Linked DNA regions of Homo sapiens: region 1 is linked to region 2. The links are chromatin contacts, found by Hi-C or POLR2A ChIA-PET in ENCODE. All regions are on one chromosome and are shown on one strand. Each heading gives the region's core, a stretch centred on a gene start or an enhancer-like site at or near the end of the contact. The rest is flanking DNA. Distances are from core to core; before and after follow the strand shown.

Evidence for each region. Hi-C counts contacts between places; a loop is a spot of excess contacts on that map. ChIA-PET counts read pairs that join two places held with the same protein, here RNA polymerase II (POLR2A). Pooled maps may share reads with other maps.
Region 1: a pooled map shows a loop between it and region 2 (3-fold over the local background). The contact joins two enhancer-like sites. A Hi-C loop is called at or near these places in 4 of 50 pooled maps. POLR2A ChIA-PET finds 5 or more read pairs at or near these places in 4 of 52 experiments (PC-9, activated CD4-positive, alpha-beta T cell, activated T-cell and 1 more).

The regions. Positions count from the first base shown.
Region 1 is chr7:130,833,910-130,840,442 of GRCh38, forward strand. The region is part of intron 3 of LOC105375508 (a long non-coding RNA gene); the gene reads left to right. It also overlaps the pseudogene LOC100133252. Among named protein-coding and RNA genes, the nearest start is that of MIR29A, 40 kb to the right of the region's middle. Within about 2 kb of position 4,927, at least 4 of the 41 ENCODE cell types and tissues checked have a DNase peak (open chromatin) inside an H3K27ac peak, as active enhancers do; they include PC-9, where a contact is called at or near this core.
Region 2 is chr7:130,955,323-130,961,995 of GRCh38, forward strand. All of the region lies in intron 5 of LINC-PINT (long intergenic non-protein coding RNA, p53 induced transcript), which reads right to left. Among named protein-coding and RNA genes, the nearest start is that of LINC00513, 45 kb to the left of the region's middle. RefSeq lists a silencer at 1,946-1,995 and enhancers at 2,797-2,856, 4,675-5,874, 5,201-5,290, 5,844-5,933. Within about 2 kb of position 4,714, at least 16 of the 41 ENCODE cell types and tissues checked have a DNase peak (open chromatin) inside an H3K27ac peak, as active enhancers do; they include PC-9, where a contact is called at or near this core.

The sequences.
Region 1 (6,533 bases), core at 3,677-6,176, 120 kb before region 2:
CTTCTGCATGTTATTTGGAAATATTTTTTACTGAATTTCTCAACCACCCCAAAACTTAAAGGGCAAATTTAAAATATGCATTTAATGCCTTAGTATTTTAGAGTATAGCCTTCAACAAAGTCCTTTGAGCCTCACTGTAAAAAATATTGACTTTTTATTATAAGTCTTGTGTCCCATGTCCTTGCTAATTCATTATTTCTAATCGTCCATCTGTTGATTCTTTTTAATTTTCTGCTTATACAATTGTATCATTTTTGAATTATGAAACAGATATTTCCTAAATTCCATCTGCTGTTTCTGTTGGACCCCTGTTCCGTTGCTTTGCTGTGAAATAGCAAGTGCCTTCAAGGAAAAAGGCAGTAAACATGAGGTTGGCCTCACTGGTCTCAGGTATCACAGTTCCTCAAATCCTGTCTTAGTTACATGCTCTCCAAAAATTTAAAACAGTTTTTTAATGTATATGGTATATCTTTTACAGTTGTTTTCTGTAGGACATTTATAATCTTGATATAAACTATTCCATCATGGCTGGACCAAAATGCAGCCTGACTTTTTCCTTTGTTTGTAAACTTTATTTTCTGTTTACATGCTGATAGAATTTATTCTTTGCTCTTAAAATTTAATATTAACCAAGAAACATATAGGGCCTTCCATTATTTGCTTCATGGGCATCCTTTCAATATGCAGTTTCAGGTCTTTATTCAGTTTTTATTTAATATTCATCAAATATTATTCCATTTATTTTGTTCATAACTCAGTAAAAATAGCCACAATTAAAGAGCAATCCTTTGTAGTTTCATCAGTAAGACCAACATCTGCCTGCCTTTGCCATCCTTGGTTGAAGGATCTCTCCTCTGGATCAGACCCATTTCTTCCCTTGTGAATTAATCTATTAATCTCCTTTGTCTTCAGTTCACTCCTGCCTACTCAACAGCATCAGCAAATAAACACACCCAAGTATCTCCCATCTTAAGAGAAGAAAAATCTGCCCTTCCCACAGGACTCCGCCCAGGCTCCATCTCACTTTTTGTTCCCTATCAGAGTAAAACTTATGGAAATTCTCTTTCTTTCTTTTTTCTTTCTTTCTCTCTCTCTCTCTTCTTTTCTTTTCTTTTTTCTTCATTCTCCTCCATTCTCTCTTCAACTTCCTCAATCTGGCTTTCCCCTCCCTAACTCCATTAAAGCTTTTCTGGTCAAAGCTACTGATAGCCTCCATGTTAAAATACTGTCAATACTCACGTCTCACTCGACCTCTCAAAAGCACTCAAAATATGTTTTTCCTTTGGCTCTAGTGACCACACGTTTGTCTGTCTTTTCACCTATTTCCACATCTTTTTTTCTATTTAAATTCCCTGTCTAGACCGGGTGTGGTGGCTCATGCCTGTAATCCCAGCACTTTGGGAGGCCGAGGCGGGTGGATCACCTGAGGTCAGGAGTTTGAGACCAGCCTGGCCAACATGGCAAAACCCCGTTTCTACTAAAAATACAAAAATTAGCTGGGTGTGGTGGCGCATGCCTGTAGTCCCAGCTACTTGGGAGGCTGAGGCAGGAGAATCATTTAAACCTGGGAGGCAGCGGTTGCAGTGAGCCAAGATCGCGCCACTGCACTCCAGCCTGGGTGACAGAGCGAAACTCCCTCTCAAGAAAAATAAATAAATAAATAAATAAATAAATAAATTCCCTCTCTAGATGATCTAATCTGGTCCCTCGACTTAAATATCACTTATATGCTAGTGACTCCCAAATGTAGACATTTTTAGCTCTGGGCATTCCCTTGAGAAATGGGGTTGCCTCTCTAGTAGTTCATCTAACATATGCACGTGGATGTCAAATGGATTTGAAAGCTAAGACAGCAAAAATTAACTTCCTTCCCTCTCTGCAAGCCTGTTCTCATTTGCCCCCATTTCAGTAAACAGCCTCATCAAATAGTAGCTCAACTGAGAGACATAAGGGTCACCTGTGATCCCTCAATTGCCTTCTGCCAGGTGCACCTGCAAAACACATTCCCCAAATTTTACTTATTTTTTGCCTGCTACCACTGAAGTTCAAGGCACCATCATCTCTCACCAGTACCCGCTTTCTAAGTGGGCTCCATGGTTCCATGCTTGGCCTCCCCAACACATCCTCCAAGCAAGAATTACCCACCTTTAAAATGTGATCTGTATCACATCATCCTCTGAACTGAACCCACCAGTGGCTGCCTAGGAGTAAACTCCAGATTCTTCACCACAGTCTACAGTGTGTACTTGCTGTGGTCCCTGCCAACCTCTCTGATCACATGTTTTATTTTTCTCTTCTTTTCTTACTACTCTCTTCACTGGCATTCTTTTTGTCCCTCAAAATTCATTCCCACTGCAGGGTCTTAGTATTCAGCAGTTTCTTCTGTCGGAAATACTCTTTCTTCAACTCTTCCCGTGATTAACTCCTTTTTTCTTTAACCAAGTCTCATCTTAAATGTTGCCTGCCTTCCCTGAACCCACCTCTTCCTGACATTCTCCTTATCATCAGGAAAGGCAGGGTAATGCTGTGGTAACAGATTGCAGTGGCTTAAAACAACAAAGGTTTACTTCTTGCTCACTGTACATTGCAGGTTGCAGGTTGGCTGAGGACCCCAATCCATGCTGTCCTCACTGTGGGCTGAGGGAACAGCTGCTATCTGGAACAATGCCAGTCACCATGTCAGGGGAAAAGAAGGCTCTGGAGGGCGCAGCAAAGGCAACCAAATGCTTGGCTTGGAAATGACATGCATCATTTCTTTTCTTTTCTTTCTTTTTTTTTTTTGTCTCTGTCGCCCAGGCTGGAGTGCAGTGGTGCGATCTCGGCTCACTGCAACCTCCTCCTGGGCTCAAGCGATTCTCCTGCCTCAGCCTCCTGTGTAACTGGGATTATTGGTGCCCGCCACCACACCTGGCTAATTTTTGTATTTTTAGTAGAGAGGGGGTTTTGCCTTGTTGGCCAGACTGGTCTCCAACTCTTAGCCTCAAATGATCCACCTGCCTTGGCCTCCCAAAGTGCTGGGATTATAGGCATGAGCCACCGTGCCCAGCTAACACACATCACCTCTGATCGCAAGTTATTGGCCAGACTAGTTACATGGCCCTACCCAGCCACAGAGGGCCACAAGAAATAATCATATAGCTGCCCAGAAGATAACCAGCTCTAATGGCTATCACAGATTTTACACTTAAAAAAAAATTTTTTTTTGAGAAAGGGTCTCACTCTGTTGCCCAGACTGGGGTGCAGTGGCGTGATCTCGGCTCACTGCAGCTTGGAACTCCTGGGTTCAAGCAATTCTCATGTCTCAGCCTCCCAGGTAGCTGGGACTACAGGCGCATGCCACCACACCCAGCTAATTTTTGTATTTTCTGTAGAGACAGGGTTTTGCCATGGTGGTCAGGCTGGTCTTGAACTCCTGGGCTCAAGTGATCCGCCCACCTTGGCTTCCCAAAGTGTTGGGATTACAGGCGTGAACCACTGCTCTGGGGCCTCCATCACACTTCTTATATTATTCTGTTTATACAATGTTTTTCTACATGAGAGATAAATTCTATGTAACCATCATCCAGGTTAATAAATAAAATAATTCCAAGGTCTTAGAAGCCTCTCCTTAATGTGCCCTTCCCTCTGTCAAGGAGCTCACCACCATCCTAACTTTGGGGTTAATAAGAGCAATGCTTTTAGTTACAGTTTTACCACCAAAGCATGTATTTTTTTGTTCAGTTTGAGCTATTTTGGACTTATATAAGTGTCAGTATTTTAATTTGTTTCTTTGAATGAATGCAGTGTTTATAAGGTTTATCTATATAGATGAATGTAGCTATTTTTTAATGTATCTATTTTGCCAGGCATGCACCTGTAATCCCAGCTACTCAGGAGACTGAGGCGGGAGGATTGCTTGAGCCCAGGAGTTCAAGACCAGCCTAGGCAATATAGTGAGACCCACTCAATCAAGTAATCAGTCAGTTATTTTTGATAAATAATACATGTATCAATGTTAATGTTAAGGTATATTTGTGTTGTTTTCAGTTTTAGGCTTTTGGAAACAATGCTTCTGTAAATATCCTAGTACCTGTCTCATGGGTGTGAAGTTGCTGAATCGTAGGATGCATGCATGTTCGTCTCTGCTAGATCATGTGACATTGTTTTCAAAAATGATTTAAAATGCGCTCCCAACACTGTGAGTTCCAGCTGCTCCATATGTTTACCAGTGCTTGGTATTGTTGTACATTTTTTTTTTGTTTTGAGACGGAGTCTTGCTCTGTCGCCCAGGCTGGAGTGTAGTGGCGCGATCTCAGCTCACTGCAAGCTCCACCTCCCGGGTTCACGCCATTCTCCTGCCTCAACCTCCCGAGTAGCTGGGACTACAGGCATCTGCCAACTCGCCCAGCTAATTTTTTTTTTTTTGTATTTTTAGTAGAGACAGGGTTTCACCGTGTTAGCCAGGATGGTCTCAATCTCCTGACCTCGTGATCTGCCCACCTCGGCCTCCCAAAATGCTGGGATTACAGGCGTGAGCCACTGCGCCCGGCCTGTTGTACTTTTTAATTTTTGCCAATCTGGTGGGTGTATGATGGTCTCATTTTGTTGTTGCTTTGATAACTAATGAAGTTGACCACCTTTACATATGTTTTTTGTTTATTTCTTTAGTTAGGGTATTCAGTTTATACTTACTGCCCCAGCATAATTATTAAAATGGTCCCCCTTTCATTCTCTAACATGTCTTGGTTTGGACAACACATTGTACGGCACCCTAACCTTAGTGGGGTCCCTCCGCTAACATGGAAATTTCCTTCTTGCTCGTTAGTGTTTAGGATGATGTGGTCTGGCATCTCTGAGGAAAGAAAAAAAAATGGGATAAATACAGAAGATTGAGTAAAAACCAGATGAGAGGGAAACCAAACTCATTAACTGGGATTACTCAGTCTGACTCAGGATGACCATTTCCAAAATAATGTGTGATGGAGCTTTCAAATGGGTACAAAGCAGATGAGTTTGAGCAACATAATCCAGCAGTAAAAGTGAAAGAATTTGTTTACCCATTTCTCAGAAATGACTCAAGGCACGATCATTATTTGAAAGCTGGTCACAGTGTCTGCTGCAACCACTCACTCCCCTTTCAGTCTGTAACAAATCTCTTAAAAGCTGACATGTGAAACCAATAGTATGTTTCTTACCTTGAGATCATCTTGTGAAGTTTCTTACTCTATTTTTTAAAATGTGTTTGTTAGATTTTATTTTCTAAGTAATATTGATTAAAAATATTTATACACCTACTTTTAAGTCCACAGTTTAGCACTCTTATTTGTATGGCTTTAAAAGTTATAGCACAGGGTCTTTACATTAAGGACTGGGGGAAAAGATTCCATTCAAAACAAAGCCTGATAATTATAGACATGTTTTTCTCTGTACTTTATTTTAAATACATTAATTTTTAAACAATGCTCATCTTTTTTTTTATCTGGTGGTAAAATACTAGTGCAACTTTTCATCAAAAGAAAGTTGACCACAGATGTAAATGAATTTTCCCAATTGAAAATTGCCCTTCAGCTGCCACTAAATAAAATTTCTCAACCTAACTTAAGTGAAAAGAACTGGTGGTTGTCATTATAAGTAAAAATATAAAGTATCATAGCATTGTCTACATTGCTCCTTACAATACAAACTTTGAAAGAACCAGAGATGCTTTATAGGAGTTTAGTCGGTTTTGAAAAGGCACGTGTGTGTGTGTGTTTTAATATTCTAAAAATTTTCCCACCACCACTCTTTGTGTTGCAGAGACAGCATCGGTGACTACAGGGCTAGACAAGAACATTTGTTCAGACTAAAGAAAGCCAGAAGCCAAAATTCAGCTGCACAGTAACAATGTACTTTTCATCATGCAGCCTTGTGTTTCCTATATATTTGATTTTCTACTATGCATTAGAATACATAAACTTGTATTCTAATGATTTAAGTTTGATTTCACAATATGGAAAAAATTTGAGGAAGAACATGACCTGGGAAAGAGAAAAGGGAGAACTTTTACCACAATGAACATAGATACATTCGTACCCCACTATATGATAAGAATATAATCCATTTAAGTTACAGAAAAGATCTCTTCAGTTATGGGAAAGATCCCTCTGCTGTGGCATTAAGTTTGGGGAGGGGAATTGACTTGTTCCAACAGAAACAGAAACAACAGGAAATAGCTTAACTTTGGTCCACTTGTCTGTTAGCTGAACGACAGTCATACTGCCTATAATCGGTTCAGAAACCCAACAATTATATTTTAAAATATATTCATGTGTAATTTCATTCTAAAACTGGCATAGCTGTTCTGCCCTCATTCTCTGCCTTTTCAGCTTCAGAATGTGCTGTCAGCACGGTCTCTAATCCTCAGCATCTTCGTGATCTTCCCTGGCAGCCTCAGCATCTGCTTGGCTAGGCTCTGTCTTCTCTTGGGTCATGATTTCTGGGGTCATGTGGACGAAGCCTGCTTCTGGAAGTTCACTTTGTACTTCCACTGGCATCTGATTTTCCCGTTCCACATG
Region 2 (6,673 bases), core at 3,464-5,963:
GGCTCTCTCTTCTCTGGGGGACCATCCATACAAGGTATTTCCTCCAGAGGAAAAGAAAGAATTTGCTGGTTCTCCTCTCATTCAACAGTAATAGCCAACCAATAGGCCAGGTCCCAGAACCAGTGTGGGAGTGTTCTACATTCTTGCAGTCACAGAATGTTTTTTTTAGGCCCACCATTTTTCAGCAGACATCTGACAATCCACACTCAGAAACATTCTTCATCTCTAGGAAGTTATGCGAAATAGGTGGGAGAAACAAGGTGTGGAAAGGGGGTGTTTGGCATAGGCTGATGATAGATGTTCTGGTCAATACCAGGAATAAAATCCCAAGTGTGTTCTGCTTGCCTGGGAGCTCACACCCTCAGAGCTAAGTAGATTTCACTACTCTCCATCTCTGCTTCCAAGGGCATGGCCTCAGAGGACTTGCTCTTTGATCTAGAACTGTACAGGAGGCTCTAAGCTGGTAAACAACTTACAGGGGTACAGAGGTCAGATAGGAGAAGGCCCTTATGACCCTTACTATCTTCAACTGTCTCTAAGCAGCTACATTAAAAATAGCTAACATCCATCACTATTACTTTGCAAATTTTAGAGATAGATTTTAGCCTCCTAGTATTGTGCTAGAAATGAGGCTAGGCCTGAGAAGAACCTAAAGCTTCCATCATGTTGCAGTAATTGGCCCTAACTGTGGAATACCTCTGAGAAAGATCTCCAGGGATTTTTCACAAAGAAACTGCTTTCTAAGTAAAAGGAGGGAAGCATGAGATGGAAACATCAATTCAGGCTTTCTTCTGACACAAACGGACACCACTTGTGTCACAAAAGTTAAAGAACTAGTCAACATCTTACTTTTCCCATCTTCACAGTGTCTGCTGACACTTTCAGGACCGACCTGACGAACATGACAAAGGGATAATTAACAAGGGTTTGGAGATTTTTTCCACAAAGGAGATGGGAAAAGAGAATGTGAATTGCTTCTTATAAGGAAAAGAAGAGGGAGTATGAGGGTCTATAGCCCAAGAAATAAATAGTACAGAAGGGAAGAATAGGAAATTCTCTCAGAAGCTCTTATGCTAAAGGGCAGGGAAGAAATCAAGCAAGCGTATCCACATTTAATTTGTATTAAGATCAGGAACAAGTACCACTACTTAAAGATTTTTTTAAATGACTAAGTTGGATGTTTTACAAGATGCAACTTTCTTCTAGCAACAAAGCTAAAAGATCCTCTTATGGGGCTCTATGATTAATGGCTATGTCTTTACTGGCTGGAAAGTGTATCTTTGTATAATAGTGTCAGCCCACTGTTTCCTCCCAATCCAGTAATTGTGAGGGTTTGTTTTCCCAAGCCCCAGTACCCACTGCAGTCATCATGCTCCATCTAATCTTTTTCCTGGCTAAATGCCTGACTAAAGGTATTTCCAATTTACTTGTTCAGATATATTTCTGACAAATCAACAAATGAAAGTACTTCTCCTTTCATGATGGCGGTCAGGGCGCCTGGAAGACCCCACTACGGTTATAAAAGGGGTATGTAGACCCACAACAACAACAAGTTTCAGGGGCCTGAGAGATTTCACCAAATGTCAGGAAGCCAGAAGGATGTGGGGAGAGCACTGAGCGATGAAGCTGAGCAGAGGCAGCTTACAGCCCGGAGAGTTCTGAGCGGGTACTGCCAAGGCAGTGAAGAGTTGATTTTATTCAGATGGACCCCAAACAGGCTCCAGACTCAGGAAAAGTAAGAACTGTGACAGAAGTGACAAGAAAGGTAGAAAGGAGAAGAGTAATTGAAAAGTCTGGAAATAACAATTATTCTTTTCATGACTACTTCCTGTCTTTATAAAAAAAAACCTTATAGCTTCCCCACTTCAGAGCAAAAATAAGAAAAGGGAGATAATTTTCTAAAAAAAATTAAACAAACGTCTGGTGAAGACTAAATAGCTAGTGTGGTTAAGAGAACCCCACAGTCAAGCCCTCCTCATTCTGACATCTAGCAGTTCCCCAGCAAGAGGGCTCAGGGTGGCTCTGTGTACCCAGGCTGAAGCCTGCTAGAGGCAGATGCTGTCATGCAGAACTTCTAGGCAGCCGTAATGGCACTTCATTTTTAAAAAGAAAATCAAATATATATTTTAAAAGTCTGCAACATGAAAGAGAAAAACCAAGATAAACAACAATAACAAAAAAGAAACAGAATATTTAAGAAAAAGATTTTTTTCTAAAAAAACTAAAAAAAAACCCCCAATTTATTAGTATTCCTGGAAATATTTGAGAATTACATCAACATAACAACAACAACAACAACAAAAAAGAACTACAAGAAAAAGCTCTATGAAATTAAAAATGCAAGCCTCAAATAACAATAGGGAACACTATGTGTGCACATGCTTGAGTAACTTAACCTCACACTTGTACTTCTTTTTTCCTTTTTTTCTTTTCTTTTTTTTTTCCTGAGACACAGTCTCATTCTGTCGCCCAGGCTGGAGTGCAGTAGCGTGATCTCAGCTCACTGCAACCTCTGCCTCCCAGGTTCAAGCAATTTTCCTTTCTCAGTCTCCCAAGTAGCTGGGATTACAGGTGTGCACCACCACGTGCAGCTAACTTTTGTATTTTTAGTAGGAATGGGTTTTTGCCATGTTGGCCAGGCTGGTCTCAAACTCCTGACCTCAAGTGCTCCACCCACCTCAGACTCCCAAAGTGTTGGGATTACAGGCGTGAAACACCACACCCAGCCTTTGTATTTCTGATTTAATCTACCATATAGACAATACCTTACCTAGAATGTGTTATATTTTACAGTACTGTCAACAGTTTGTAATGGCATATGTGGACTATGTTCATGACAAAGGGACAGTGCCACCATGTCCACTGTTCAAGAAAACCTGAGTCTGTTTTTAACTCCTCTGCAAGTTTACAGTTTACTTCTCTCAATACCTGCTCATCTTTTCTACAGAAGGGGAGTAACCAAAAGTCACAGGTTTTTTTTGTTTTCGTTTTGTTTTTTTGAGACAGAGTATCACTCTGTCACCCAGGCTGGAGTGCAGTGGTACAATCTCGGCTCACTGAAACCTCTGTCTCCCAGGTTCATGCAATTCTCCTGCCTCAGCCTCCTGAGTAGCTGGGATTACAGGAGTGTGCCATCACACACGGCTGATTTTTATATTTTTAGTAGAGACAAGGTTTTACTATGTTGGCCAGGCTGGTCTTGAACTCCTGACTTCAGGTGATCCGCCCACCATGGCCTCCCAAAATGCTGGGATTACAGGCATGAGCCACTGTGCCTGGCCATGTTTTGTTTTGAGACAGAGTCTTGCTCTATCGCCTAGGCTGTAGTGCAATGGCACGATCTCAGCTCACTACAACCTCTGCCTCCCGGGTTCAGGTGATTCTCCCGCCTCAGCCTCCCGAGCAGCTGGGATTACAGGTACCTGCCACCATGCCCAGCTAATTTTTGTATTTTTAGTAGAAACGGGGTTTCACCATGTTGGCCAGGCTGGTCTTGAACTCCTGACCTCAGTGATCCACCTGCCTCGGCCTCCCAAAGTTCTCGGATTACAGGCATGAGCCACTGCACCTGGCCCGGTCATGTTTTTAGAGTGACATATGAAGACTCCTAGAAAATATTAATACAGAAGAACTAGCTTACTATGAAGATTTCAAAATACTAATACAAATTAATGAGGTACACGTGAAATCTTCCCTGGGGAACTTCATGAAGAAGATAAGCATCCCTCCTATCTGGGTAATTTGCATACCCTCCTTCCTTAAACGCTGAGGCACGGATTGGTTCATTGGTTCAAAACCCTATCCATTATTCTCATAGCTCTCTTTATATGACAAAAAAATTCTGTCATGTCCCATTTACTACTCTAAAATCAAATTTGTTGATAATATTAACTACTGTACATGCAGCTTTAAAACATGAATATCCTAAATGTACATAAAAGATAATCTAAAAGAAGCAATTTATAATAAAAAATACTTCACATTTCATTATATAAATAATTTTCAGGTACAATTAACTATGTAATCAAATAGATGCTTGTAACTTACTTATAAAGAAGAAGCTTGTATTTAAGAGAAGTCAGATTAGAAGCTTTCCATATTAAAAGTGCAGGAAAATGAAAGAAGTAGTATAGGTGGACCAGAGAATGAAAATGAATCTATTCTGTGTATATTAAAAGTATGCAAAAATTATTTTGCATTTTTATGAAAAAATAAAGTCTAGGTTCAGAAAATTATAAACTGATCTTTCCCTACACGAATGTCCAACAGGATAACTGAAAGTCATGTGTACTACAGGGCAATTCTTTATCTCTTTTCTACTGTGGGACATTAAGTTCTCTCGCTCTCACTCATGAAATATCCTTCATTAGGCTGGGCGAGGTGGCTCATGCCTGTAATCCCAGCACTTTGGGAGGCCGAGGCCGGCGGATCACCTGAGGTCAGGAGTTTGAGACCAGCCTGACCAACATGGGGAAGCCCCGTCTCTACCAAAAATACAAAAATTAGCTGGGTGTGGTGGCTTGGGCCTGTAATCCCAGCTACTCACGTGGCTGCAGCAGGAGAGTTGCTTGAACCCAGGATACGGAGGTTGCAGTCAGTTGAGATCACACCACTGCATTCCAGTCTGGGCAACAGAGTGAGACTCCATCTCAAAAAAAAACCAGAAAAATCCTTCATTGTACCACCAGAATACCCTCATAAATTTCCACTCTGTCACCTAGGGGGCGGTACTGCTTCCATGAGAACTCCTGACCAGATCATCTATGGGAGTTTCCTTTTAGTCTTCATCGTCCGTCGCACTGAGAATCAAATCCTGATGGACAAATCAGCAACATAGCTAGGAAGCACAGTAACTTAATATAAAAAAAGACTATGAAGAAATTAATTTAGTTTAGGCTTATGCCATTAACTGTAGCCATATTCAACATAATTTCCTCTTTTTGAGTTCAGGATGATTGGTTACTCCACATAGAACATGGAGTGGAAAGCTGTATCTTTGTGACTTTTATTTAGATAGCACAAAATGAGCCTGATTTTTAAAATGTGAACATTCAAACCTGGCTAACTAATGATAAAAAAGGGAGTTTTTCATAGAACTCTACAACTCTCATTTCCTCAAAACAAGAATTAATGCATTCTTTCACATGCGGTCATTACAGGAAGGGGGGGTAGCCATTTACTGTAAATGCCTTTCTGATGCAATTCTACTACCTCTTTCAAAGACAGAATTCATCCAAGAAGCCTTAGTCACTTCTTCAAGAAAAATGCCACCGCGCTGAATGTACACAGACTAAACCACATGCCTAAGGAAAAAAGATGAGCTGATTCCACCATTAGAACACAGTTCGGGAGAAAAGTGGCAGAGAGAGAGAGCTCATAGCTTGTCAGAGCAGATCAAGTAGTATGTCTGAAAATCCGCCCTTTAATGTAACAGTCACTGTTTCATAAATCAAATGCAAACATAGATTTCCCCTCTGCCTAACTTTTAAAGTATACTTCCTAAAAATATAAGACCCCACTTCTAAGCCAGTAGCAACTGTGGTGATTTAATTTTTAAAGTTTCATGCACGGAAAGAAAAATGGAATCTTATCTTTTAAAATTTGAAAATGAAACTATGTTTTGAAGAGGGTAGATTTCACAGGAAAAGGGTAAGACAGTGGATAATACGATAAAGCAGTTTGGATGGAAAAACTTCAGACAAATAGTTCTGAACTCTTCTCAAAGAGAGGATCAATTTTTCTAAAACCTCAAAACCACCCAAAGGGAAAAAAAGGAATAATTTCTCCAGTTTATCCTTACCCGGATGAGCATGAATTCTTCTAACAGCCAGATGCACACACTTGTTTTTATGGAGGAGTTACTGCTGAGCCAAAGCCCAGGAGTCACTCAAGACTGGAGGCTGCGTGCTGCTGGAGCCCGAAATCCCCTTGATGAATGAAACTGCACATCGTAATATACACATTCAGAGCGGGCTATTGGCTAAATGAAGGCAATGCGTGTGGAAGTCTGATTTGCCACCTTCAGGGCAGGCGTCTTATATCCTAATTCAGAAAGATGACAGGCTTTTTTTTTTTTACTCCCTAGACAGTCAAAACTAGAAAGGGTTCGTTTTTCTGTAGCCTTCTCCCCAACCCTACGGAAACCACAGAGAGAACAAACCACAGTGAGACTTGACTCCTTAACTAGGCAATGCCAATGAGAAAAGAATTATGTTGACACTGGCAATTTACAAATAAGTCTCACACCACTGCCAAAGCTTGTTCGTGTTACATGACTGCCCGAGAGTCATACATAGGTATGGGGATGGTTTGGCTCATTTTTTAAGCCAAGAATTCTAAGCCGTAATTTTGGGGCTCCCTGAGGGTAGCAAACTTTACCAAAGAGTGGTAAAAACTCTTAAAAATATATTAATCTTTGTGCTATACTAGTGATCAACCAAAACATTAAAAACTAAGAATTACCTAAGTTTGGACTCAGAATCTCTGGGGAGGAGCCCAGGAAAATGAATTTTAACTGGCATCCTAGGTCATTCTTATGTCCTCTAAAGTTTGAGGACTACTTTTCCTGTTACTGGAACTGAACAGCTGATTATAGCTGCTTCCATCTTCCTTTATCATTCAATTATTTTGTCCTTGATTCCTGCTGAAGTCAGGAGTGACAAGAACAGCAAAG